2 separate regions of the Homo sapiens genome follow, and region 2 is linked to region 1. A link is a contact called in ENCODE Hi-C or POLR2A ChIA-PET data. All regions are on one chromosome and are shown on one strand. The core of a region is the stretch at or near the end of the contact, and the rest is flanking DNA. Distances in the headings are between cores, read along the strand shown.

Region 1 (5,679 bases), core at 2,010-4,509:
CACCACGCTCAGCTAATTTTTTATATTTTTAGTAGAGATGGGTTTCACCGTGTTAGCCAGGATGGTCTCAATCTCCTGACCTCATGATCTGCCTGCCACAGCCTCCCAAAGTGCTGGGATTACAGGCGTGAGCCACTGTGCCTGGCCGTTTTTTGTTGTTGTTGTTGTTGTTTTTGAGACAGAGTCTCACTCTGTCACCCAGGCTGGAGTGCAATGGCACAATCTCGGTTCATTGCAACCTCCGCCTCCCGGGTTCAAGCGATTGTCATGCTTCAGCCTCCCGAGTAGCTGGGATTACAGGTGTGCACCACCACGCCTGGCTAATTTTTTGTATTTTTAGTAGAGATGGAGTTTCACCATGTTTCCCAGGCTGGTCTCAAACTCCTGAGCTCAGGGGATCCACCCGCCTGGGCCTCCCAAACTGCTAGGATTACAGGCGTGAGCCATCATGCCCAGCCTGCCAAAGGTTTTAAATAGGACCTGATTTGCAAATAATACCACTCTGTGGAAAATGGACAAAGGTAAAAGAGGGAACTGCAATGCTGCCTTGAACTGGACAGGAAATAGGTTCAAGACTTACTTTGGAGGTAGAATCAACAAGCCTTGATGGTAGATTACAAGAGGGGGTTAAGGAGCGTTGTTAAAGATAACAAAGGTTTAGGGGCATATGCAGCTGGGGAGATATAAATGGCACTTACTGGAGATGTGGAAGATGGGAGTAGAGTTGGATTCTGGAGGCAGTGAGAGTGTTAGGATCAAGAGTACTCTTAAGAAGCTTGAAATGTCAATGGGCTACCTAAATAGAGATGTTCAGTAGGTAGTCAGATCTATAGGTCTGTGTTATAGGTAGTCAGATATACAGGTTGTCTAAAGTGGTCTGGACTGGGATATAAAAGAGGGAGTTGTTAGCACACAGCAGACATTTAAAGCTCTAAGAACGGATTATTACCTATTCTTTACCTACGTAGAGAACACAGAGCAGAAAGAGATGCTAGATGTGTCCACTGGATTCAGTCACGAAGGGATTATTAGTGATCTACGTCAAAGTAGGTTCTATAATGTAGTGGGGACAGGGAATAGACTGAAGAGAATCCAAGAGTGAATGGGAGATGAGGAAGTGTAGACAGCTCTCTTGAGGAGGTTGGTTATGAATAGAGAACAAAGTGTAGTAGCTGGAAGGAAATGTGGGCTAGGGAAGTGAATCCAAATTTTCCAGCTCTCTTTGAAAATCCAAGAATCTAACAATGGGCCTGCATTTCCCCCAGGCATCAATGGGCTAAAGGTAGATGATTATATCTTATATGTGAGGCTTGAGCTTTCCAGTTTGCCATTTTCTATCCCTACCTATCCCCTATAAGTATTTGCAATTCCCCCATTCTAGAACATGTCTGATGGGAAGGATCCAGGAGAGAGGGGGTTGAAACTGCTGATCATACCTCTGAACTACTCTTTCCACTCTTCCTGTCACACTTCCGGCTTAACTCCACATTTTTTCCTCCTTAACATATCCCCAAACCTTCAAAGAGTCCCAGTGTCTCAGATGATACACCAAGCCTCATCACCTTATGTCATTTCATTCTCTAAGACAATAGCTCTTAACTGAGTGAGGGAAGAGTTGATTTTGCCCCCCAGGGAGCATTTGGCAATATCTGGAAATATTTTTGCTTGTCACAACTGTGAAGGGAGGGAGTGCCACTGGCATCTAGTGGGGAGAGGCCAGGGACGCTGCTAAACATTCTACAATGCACAGGACAGCCCCCACCCCCCACCCCCCACAACAATTATCCAGTCCAACATATCAATAGAGCTGAGGCTAGGAAACCCTGCTCTAAAACGTGATCTCCATGAGAACAAGGGCCTCGTCAATCTTGTCCTAGAACAATCTCTGGTAAGTGCTCCATAAATATTCCTTTGAGGAATGAATCTAGCCCCTGCTTATTTCACTCATATCCAACTCCCTTCCCTCCTCTCATGCATTCTAAGCTCCAATCACAGAGAACAGAGGGCTTGTACGTTCTCACATGGGCCAGTCTTTTAGAAATTATGAAAGAGTGACTCGCTGCATCTTTACCAGTTCTCCTGCCAAATCCAATGCTATCACATGGCCAGCTCCCACAAATCTCTGTCCATCAATCCCACTACACCCAAATACACTAAAACACTACTCTCACTGCAGCACCTTCCCCTACAGTCTGGTTCAACAAGCCACCCTGGGCAACAACACTTGGCAAACTAGCAGCCAGAAGGTTAAATCAAAAGTATTTTTGGTGGGGCACGGTGGCTCACACTTGTAATCCCAGTGCTTTGGGAGGCTGAGGTGGGAGGATCACTTGAGGCCAGGAGTTCAGAGACCAGCCTGGGCAACATAGCAAGACCCTATCTCTACAAAACAAACAAAAAAGCAGGTTTTTGCTTGGTTGACATACTGTTTTATTAAATTTTACTATTACTATTAAATAATTAAATGCTCTAAAGCAACGCAGGCACTCTCTGGTGGCTCTGAACCCTATCTCTGGCCTAACACATCTGAAGGGTCACACTACTTTCCAGAGTCCTGAGGCATGTGAGTCTGTGACTGCTCCACGCATGACGTTCTTAGGCAACGGTGTCCGAGCGCCACTAGCGCCGGAGGGAGACGTACCTGGACCTCGTCGTCCTTGCGGATGGGCATGGAGCGGACATTGTACTTCTGCCGCAGCTCCTTGGAGAGCGGGGATGACATGATCTTCCTGCGCACGTGTGAGGGGGCATTGAAGTGACGTTTGCGGTTTTTACTGCGGTCCGAGGTAACGAAGGGATTGAACTTCATGGTGACCCTCTACAAAGGGCGGAGAGAGACGGAATGAAGGGGCGCTCAGTGGGTTACAGGGGCCTGTTCTCGACCCAAGACACTCCTCATCCCCCAACAAAGGCTCTACAGGGGAGGTAGCCTCTGAAAAGGCAACTGAGGGAGGACAGAGAGATGCGACTAGTCTGACTATCACATAAAGTGAGGCGTGTGTGGAGGTCGCATGCCCGTCTAAAGGGGTCGTGGGGGAGAGGGTAGCACTGGGACCTTGAGGCTGAGGAAGGAATGCTAGGGTTAGGCAGGAATGGGTGGTCGGGAGGTCACTCAAAGAGAGCTGTGGGGTGACATGTGTTCCCGCGACACATAGGGCAGGGTCTCACGGGGCGGTAGAGTTCACTGTCCGAGAAAACTCCAGCCTCCACTCACCCGGCTACTAGCTGCCTCAGACCCTGAGTGCGCAGGGCCGGAAGTGAGTTTCCGTGCCGCGCAAGCGCAGAAAGACATCGAAGCCCCATTTCCGTAGGAGCGAAGTCGAATGGCGCCCCCAGCGGCTTGGGGTGGGATCTCAGTGCCTCATTCCTGGCGGCCCCGGGAGGGCGATGCCAGTGAGTACAAGGGCCTGCTTGTGTAGGGCCTGCGGTAGAGGCTTACTGGTGTTCTTTTTTTTTTTTTTGAGACGGAGTCTCGCTCTGTCGCCCAGACTGGAGTGCAGTGGCGCGAGCTCGGCTCACTGCAAGCTCCGCCTCCCGGGTTCACGCCATTCTCCTGCCTCAGCCTCCCGAGTAGCTGGGACTACAGGCGCCCCCCACCACGCCCGGCTAATTTTTTGTATTTTTAGTAGAGACGGGGTTTCACCCTGTTAGCCAGGATGGTCTCGATTTCCTGACCTCGTGATCCGCCCGCCTCGGCCTTCCAAAGTGCTGGGATTACAGGCGTGAGCCGCCGCGCCCTCCTACCTCTACTTTTTTCTATCTCTGGGACTAAACGGCGGCCGGCGGCGTGCCTGCGGGTTTGTGGCCGCCGCCCCGCCCCTCTCTCCTAGACCCCGCCCCTCTCATCCAGTCCCCGCCCACTCCGGCCGCTCCGCGCCCACCTGTGGCCCTCTTGGCCCTTCTGCCCGTGCCTGGCCCCGCCGGGTCGCTCCCGAGCTCCGCGTTTCGTTCGCCGACCCCTGGAAGACTGCCTGGAGGCCCGGGCGCCACCCAACCACTGGCTAGGCCGACACTTTGCGCGGACCCTGGGTGTAAAAGGTCCCCGGGTCTCTGGTCCCGACGGAGCTGTGAGGGAGATCAACCACGCCCCCTCCGTGGGCACCGTGGCGGCAGGGAAGGAAAAGGGCTCTGGGTCTCGACTCTCTTCGGGTTAAGAACCGACGGGGTTTATTCTATGCAAGGTGTTATTAACTCCAACTCTCCCTTTCGTTCATTCATTCCATATATGTTGAACGACAACTTAGTGCCAAATGCCGGCATGCTGAAACTCAGAGAGGGAAGATGTCTTGCAAGTACAGCAGCCACACCCAGGCAGGTCCCGTGCTCTCTCTTAGTTTATCAGTGTTCCCTGACATGTAGTGGTGACATTGTTAAACACCTGCGTTTACTAATACTAGATTTTTTTTTTTTTTTTTTTTGAGATAGAGTTTCGCTCTTGTTCCCTGGGCTGCAGTGCAGTGGCACCATCTCGGCTCACCGCAACCTCCGCCTCCCAAGTTCAAGCGATTCTCCTGCCTCAGCCTCCCCAGTATCTGGGATTACAGGTATGCGCCACCACGCCCGGCTAATTTTGTATTTTTAGTAGAGACGGGGTTTCTCCATGTTGGTCAGGCTGGTCTTGAACTCCCGACCTCAGGTGATTCTCCCGCCTCGGCCTCCCAAAGTACTGGGATTACAGGCGTGAGCCACTGCGCCTGGCCTACTAATACTAGGTTTTATTCCGGGCCCTTCACAGTTAATGTTGGAGGCCTCTGGAGGATGGCCACACCTGGGCTATTTGCAGAAGCCTGGACAGCACAGCAGGCAGAGTTAAAGCAGTTAAGGCAGTATCAGCTGAAGGGCCACCCAGCTGTGCGTGTGCCCAGGCTCCAAGAATAAGGAGGTTGGGGGGCAGTCCTAAGAAAGGAAGTCATTACCTATCGGCAACCCAGGAGCAGACGCTGGCATAACGGCGCACACACAGTAAAGGTCAGAGGTTCTTCTTAGAATAGTCCTTAGGTGTTAGTCAAACCCATGCCCTGCCCCAAGGAGTTCATTCATTCATTCACTCATTCATTCACTCACTCACTCACTGGTTCTGTTTATTCACTCATTTCTCTATCACATATCCATTTATTGTCATTCACCCACTTATTTACTCATACATTCATTCATTTGCTCATCAATTTATTTGGTACCTACATGGAGCCAGGTACAGGTCTTGATTAAAGAGATCTGGGGAGGAGTGCTCCCAAGAAGTTCAGAGCCTCACTGGTGAAGGAAAGCCATGTAAAGACAGATCTTGAGAACCCAAGATCATCAAGGAGTATCCATGATCAAGCAGAGCAGGGAAGGCTTTTTGCTTTGTTTTGTTTTGTTTTTAACATGCTGTGTGGTTCAGTAAAATTAAAACAGGCACAATGATATCCTGGATGACAAGAGCTGGAGGCTGTCATTCTAACAATGTAGTGAGACTGGCTGTCTTGTCTCATGCCCACCCCTGGAAACATGCGCAGGAACTCAAAGCACCTAGCACAGAGGAAGTGTCTGGTGAGTCTTTTTATTTCTCGAGGCAGTGGCTGCATGGGGAAGTGCTTGAGCCCTGGCACCCAAATCGCTTGGGTTTGGATCTCTGCCACTGCCTGGTTCTTTGGCTTTGGAGAAGATATTCAGCCTCTTGGTCACTCAGTTTATTCCCAT
Region 2 (5,679 bases), core at 816-3,315, 160 kb after region 1:
TTCAAGTTAAAGTAACAGAATTTATAGACTAAGGGTTCAGTTGAGTTTAGGCAACACACATTTATGGATGTCTACTGTGGGCCAGACGCTTCACTCAAAGACAGCTGTGTGAGCAACCAGCCAGGCAGAGGGCCTTTGGGTGTCCACCCTCGCTCTCACTCCTTCTGGGAGGCAAGCTCCCTAGTGCCCTGAAAACAGGCAGAGTTGGAACCTTGGAAACTGGGGGAGAGAGGGGATAATAGCCATGTCTGGTCAAAGAAGACCAAGCAGTAAAGATCTCAACCTCGTCTGGGCACGGTGGCTCACGCCTGTAATCCCAGCACTTTGGGAAGCTGAGGTGGGCGGATCACAAGGTCAGGAGTTCGAGTCCAGCCTGGCCAACATGGTGAAACCCCATCTCTACTAAAAATACAAAAATTAGCCAGGCATGGTGGTGCACGCCTGTAGTCCAGCTACTCGGGAGGCTGAGGCGGGAGAATTGCTTGAACCCGGGAGGTGGAGGTTGCGGTGAGCCAAGATGGCACCACTGTACTCCAGCCTGGGTGACAGAGCAAGACTCCGTCTCAAAAAAAAAAAAAAAAAACAAAAAACTCAACCTCCCAAAGGCCCCTGAGAAAGGAAACCAAGCAGCAGTGGGAGACCTGGAGGCTGGCTCATCTCTCGTGGGGCATGAAGAGGGCGGGCCTTGGCCACCAAGGGGCCACAGAAGAACTGGATGAGGTGGAAGAGGTCTAGGAAGGATAATAAAAATGAGAGGCCAGTTGGAGGTGGCACATGGAGACAAAGAGGTCCCCTTATCCTTCAATTTCATGCTTTTCTCCTCAAATTCTGTCTTGTCTGCCATCCATATTGCTAGCCCTGCTTTCTTTGTGTTTGTGTTTTCCTGATACTCCTGTGCCCAGCCTTTCACATGTAACCACGAAGGGATACTTTGTCTCTGGTAGGGCTTCTGTTACCAGCATCTCATTGGCTTTTTGGTTTTAGGGCCCAAATCACAAGCTTCACCTTTTGATAGGAGTGGTCTCTCGGGGAAGCAGAGAGCCCAGTGGTTAAACCTGGCCTCTTGGAGCCAAGCTGCCTGGGCTGGACGGTCACCTGACAATCTGCTGACATCTATGGGGCCTCTCCTGTTTCCACCCTAAGGACAAGGGAGAGCATCCCCCCTTGGCAGGCCACGTGACAAGAACATTCCATTGGCATGCAAGGGACCCCCACATTTGGGGTGAGCGATTGGCCCTTTTTAACTCAAGAGCATCTTGACTGCTGGATTTGGCCAGAAGGGCAGGGATCCCTGCCCTGCTTCTTCTCGCGTGCAAGGATGAGACTCTGACATGCTGATGAAGTAATAGTAGTAATAGTACTAGCAGCAAACACTTACTTGGAGTTCACTGTGGGCCCAGCACTGTGCCAAGGCCTTCCCCATTTCATCTCGTTTGCATTTCTCTATATCGGGATTAAGAGCATGCGCTCTGAAGACAGACAGCCTAGGTGTGAATTTCAGCCATGCCACTTACTGGTTCGGGCAAGTTACTTTACTTCTCTGGGCCTCAGTTTCCTCACCTATAAAATGGGGTGAATAATAACACCTGATAATAGATCCTTTACACACAGTAAATGGCATATAAATATTACTATTCTATTTCAAAAAATCTAATATCAGCTTCCTCTTTCCTCGGCTTGTGAAAGGTAAATATTTAAAAGAGAAAGCTGATAGAGGGAACGGTTCATTTTTCAGAGCTTCAGGCAAAAGGGAAGGGACTTTTGCAAGAAGGAAGACATCAGAGTGGATCATTGTGGCCTGCATTTCCAAATGGGGAAAGAGAGGCTCAGAGAGGGTGAGTTAGTTGACCGAAATCACACAGCCAACAAGCAGTCGAGAAGGATTTGAACTCAGGCCTATCTGATGTCATAGCTCATGTCCTTGATTCCGACGCTATATAGCCAGTCCTGGTGGTCATGGAAAGATCAGGCTCCTGGCCCCACATTGAAAATGGAAATATGAGTCACCAGCCATCCCTAGGGGAAGCTAGGGAGTGAAAAGAGCTCAACTATGGGGCAGAATGTTCCGCCAGATGCTGGGGAGTGGCTGCCAGCACCACTCAGTCTCCTTCACGCCAAGGAAAGGGAGGAGGAGACAGCATGGAGGAACAGGGGTCGCAATCCATCGGAGCGCAGCCTGGAATGGGGCCACGACTTGGTGGGTGACGTCAGGCTCACACATCTGGCCTCTGGAATGCTGAAGCCTTGGAGGATGGGCCCAAGTTTCTGCTTCTCCATGCAGCAGGTTCCTCCTCTGAAATAACCCAGGCTGCTTTGTCGAGAAAAATCTCTGACTTTCTAGGCTCTCCTAGACAAACACAGATGATGATGTGTGAAATGTGCCTTCAGTGCCTGCTGATGAAGAGTAGGTCTCTGTAGAGAAAACATCAAAAGAAGAAAGGTTCGGGGTCAGCCAGCTCTGGGATGGATTCCTGGCTGTGTGAGCCAGGCCAGTGCTTTGGTTTTCTTTTCTTTTCTTTTTTTTCTTTTCTTCTTTTCTTTTTTCTTTCCTTTTCTTTCTTTCTTTTTTTTTTTTTTTTTTTTTGAGGGGGTAGTTTTGCTCTTTTTGCCCAGGCTGGAGTGCAATGGTGCAGTCTCAGCTCACTGCAACCTCCACCTCTTGGGTTCAAGCGATTCTCCTGCCTTGGCCTCCCAAGTAGCTGGGATTACAGGTGCCTACCACCATGCCCTGCTAATTTTGTATTTTTAGTAGAGACAGGGTTTCACCATGTTGGCCAGGCTGGTCTCGAACTCCTGACCTCAGGTGATAAGCCCACCTTGGCCTTCCAAAGTGCTGGGATTACAGGGGTGAGTCACTGCGCCCAGCCACCTTTGTTTTCTTGTCTGTGGAATGAGGCTCCTCTTCCTCTTATGCAGGGTCTGGAGAAGAGATGGCATGTAGAACACCTGGCACCAGCTGGATGTCCTGTCAATGCTTGCTGACTCCCTGTCTGAATCCATGGGCAAATGAGTGGGTGTGTTGTATGGCGTCCCAAAGCACTAGTGTGCCTAGGTAGGGGGCTACCACCTTGCTGACCGGCCTTGTTCGAGGCATCGTGCCTGACCTTCCTCTTCTGGGTCCAGTTACCACTTTGCTCCAAGGAGAACAAGGTCTTTTCTGGCCTTTTGAATGAGGAGAAGCTCAACCTTTTTGCTCCTGTTCATGACCATTGATGGGGCCTCACCTAAGATTTGATGCTTGCAGTGGTTCTACCCGGGAAAGTTCGGGACTGGCCGGTGTGACTTAATGAGATCAGTGATTCATTTTGGTCCCAAAAGGAACAAAAGCCCAGGTCTTCCCAAGGCCCCTCTGCTCTAGCTGGCCTGGTCCCTCCGTCAGGGAATGAGTCACCATCTTTCTCATGGGTGCTCCTATTTTCACTTTGCCTGGGCCTCCAGAAAGCAAACAGCAGCTTCCTCTTTTCTTTGCTCTTAGGGGTAAAAGGCAAGTATAATAGAGGCCTGAAAAGAGCAAGTAAGTCGGCCTTCCGTGGCGGCTGCTGGAAGGAAAAGGCTTCTCCGTGAGGGACCTTTGAACCAGAGCTGCGTCTCTCATGCGACCTTTTCCTCTGCCTGGCTGGAGGCAGGGCCTGCAGGCTGAAGTCCAAAATCCTTACCCAAAAGTGGAAAAACAACCCACCCTCTCCAGTCTGCTGGAATTTTAAAAAGCGTCCTTGATAATATTATTTGCCTGGGGCACCACCGAATGATTCCCTGCTTGGATAAACCATTCGACCTCAATTTCCTCATCTGCAAAATGAAGCTCCTCATCCCGAGCCAGGAAATTGTCACAGGCCACAAAGAAGATAACGTGGGTGCATCACGGAGCAGGTGGCCCAGGTGGGAAGAAGCCCCTGCTTGAGCTTCAGGGAGGAAGGAGCAGTGGAGACGGTGTGACCTTCCATGGTCTGTGCCTTTCTTCCCTAGAGCTCAAGTTTATCTGGAGGTCAGACCTCTGGCCAAAGGCTAGACCCTTAGTTACCTGGAGTCCACTGTAGGCCCAGAGTAACTGAACAGGAATTCTGAGGAGGAACTGGGAGTCACAAAGCCCAGGTCACATTTCTTTGAAGCCTCAGCTGAGACCATTGGCATCAAAGAAGATAGAGAGTAGAGGCAGAATGTCCTCAGAGGCCACCATCTCAAACAGTGGGATGAGGGCTGAGTCACTTCCCCTCTCTGGGCAGCGGGTTTTGGTTTTTCTTTAATCAATGAATGGGAGATGAAAATTCCTCCTTCACAGAGCAGTGGGATTTGGGCATGGTTTGGTGATTACGTCCAAATTGGCAGAATGAGGGCATCTCATCATGTGGAACCTGCTTTGCTCATCCTTATGGTTGGGATGATCATAATTCCTCCCCAGAAGGGATCTGTGATGATTGAATGAGACGCTCCTGCCACGCGCTTATGGCTGGTGGATCCGAGCATGCAGTAACTGATAGCTACCATGATACAAACCACCAAGTTTAGTCTCTGGCATAAAACAGGTGTTCAATAAATGCTCGCTACTGTTGAGGACAACGATGCTACTAACAGAAGACGCAAAAATAGAATAACGGAGTCTGTGCCATCAAAGAGGCAGTGGAGATCACAATCTTATTTTAGATCATCTGCTACCTTACCACGAGAATGTGGAGGCCCCAAGGGGAGAGATGCCCAGCCTGAGGCTGCCACAAACCACAGGCAGAGCCAGGATAGAAGCCCTGCTCCACTGCCCAGGGCTCTTGGCTGACCCCACTTCACCCAGCACTCTGGGGCCATTTAGAGTAAGGACGCTCATGGGCCTCAGTGCCCCCACCCCCAGGAATTGCTGGGTGACAGCCCAGGGCAGGAATGAAGGGGCTTCAGACGGACTGGAGTCATCTGGAAAGATCCAGAGGGAATTAGCAGTAGCAGCAGAGGCCAGATGCAATGGCTTATGCCTGTAATCCCAGCACTTTGGGAGCCCAAGATGGGAGGATTGCTTGAGGCCAGGATCATCCTGGGCAACATAGTGAGAACCTGTCTGTGCAAAAGACCAAAAAAAAACCAAAAAAATTAGCCAGGCATGGTGGTGCACACCTGTAGTCCCAGCTACTTGGGAGGCTGAGACAGGAGGATTGCTTGAGCCGAGAAGTTTAAGGATGGAGTGAGCTAGGATTGCCACTGCACTCCAGCCTTGGTGACAAGAGCAAGGCCCTGTCTAATAAATAAATAAATAAAAATGTAAAAACCAGCAGCAGCAGGGAAGAGCTGACACCGTTTAGAAAGCTCTGCTCCAGTGAGTCACGGTGACAGCTCCTCTTTGGAAGCAGTGCAGCTCTCTGGGACCCCACATGCATATACAGGCATGTGCATGGCTTGGAGACAACGATGGTGGAGGGCAACAATGGCCACCATTGGGTGAGTGCTGACTGTACTCCGGGCCATGCCAAGTGCATATATCTCACTAATCCTCATGGCAACCCTAAGGGGTCAGCACTCCAGGACCCAGCAAACTGAAGCACAGAGAGGCTAAGGCACTTTCCCAAGGCCCCACAGTTGGTCCCTGGTAGAGCTGGGATTTAAACCTGGACAGTGTGGCCCAAAGCCTGTGACCCTCCACATCAGCCTGCTACCCTAATAAATCTGCTACCCTAATAAATCACGCCTGTGTCACCCTCC

The links. Hi-C counts contacts between places; a loop is a spot of excess contacts on that map. ChIA-PET counts read pairs that join two places held with the same protein, here RNA polymerase II (POLR2A). Pooled maps may share reads with other maps.
Region 2: a pooled map shows a loop between it and region 1 (2.4-fold over the local background). The contact joins the enhancer-like site here to the promoter of RPL26L1 in region 1. A Hi-C loop is called at or near these places in 3 of 168 maps with a recorded cell type or tissue (B cell, mammary epithelial cell and naive thymus-derived CD4-positive, alpha-beta T cell), 3 of 37 single-sample maps with no recorded cell type and 13 of 50 pooled maps. POLR2A ChIA-PET finds 5 or more read pairs at or near these places in 6 of 52 experiments (BJ, H1, HepG2 and 3 more).

Annotation. Positions count from the first base shown.
Region 1 is chr5:172,957,004-172,962,682 of GRCh38, reverse strand. RPL26L1 (ribosomal protein L26 like 1) reads right to left here and starts at 3,259. Exons shown (of 4, transcript NM_016093.4): 1 at 3,215-3,259; 2 at 2,642-2,818. The coding sequence starts at 2,809. It overlaps RPL26L1-AS1 (RPL26L1 antisense RNA 1), which reads left to right and starts at 3,315. Exons shown (of 4, transcript NR_026682.1): 1 at 3,315-3,393; 2 at 4,426-4,544; 3 at 5,381-5,529.
Region 2 is chr5:172,791,982-172,797,660 of GRCh38, reverse strand. No RefSeq gene overlaps it. Among named protein-coding and RNA genes, the nearest start is that of DUSP1, 24 kb to the right of the region's middle. Within about 2 kb of position 2,065, at least 25 of the 41 ENCODE cell types and tissues checked have a DNase peak (open chromatin) inside an H3K27ac peak, as active enhancers do.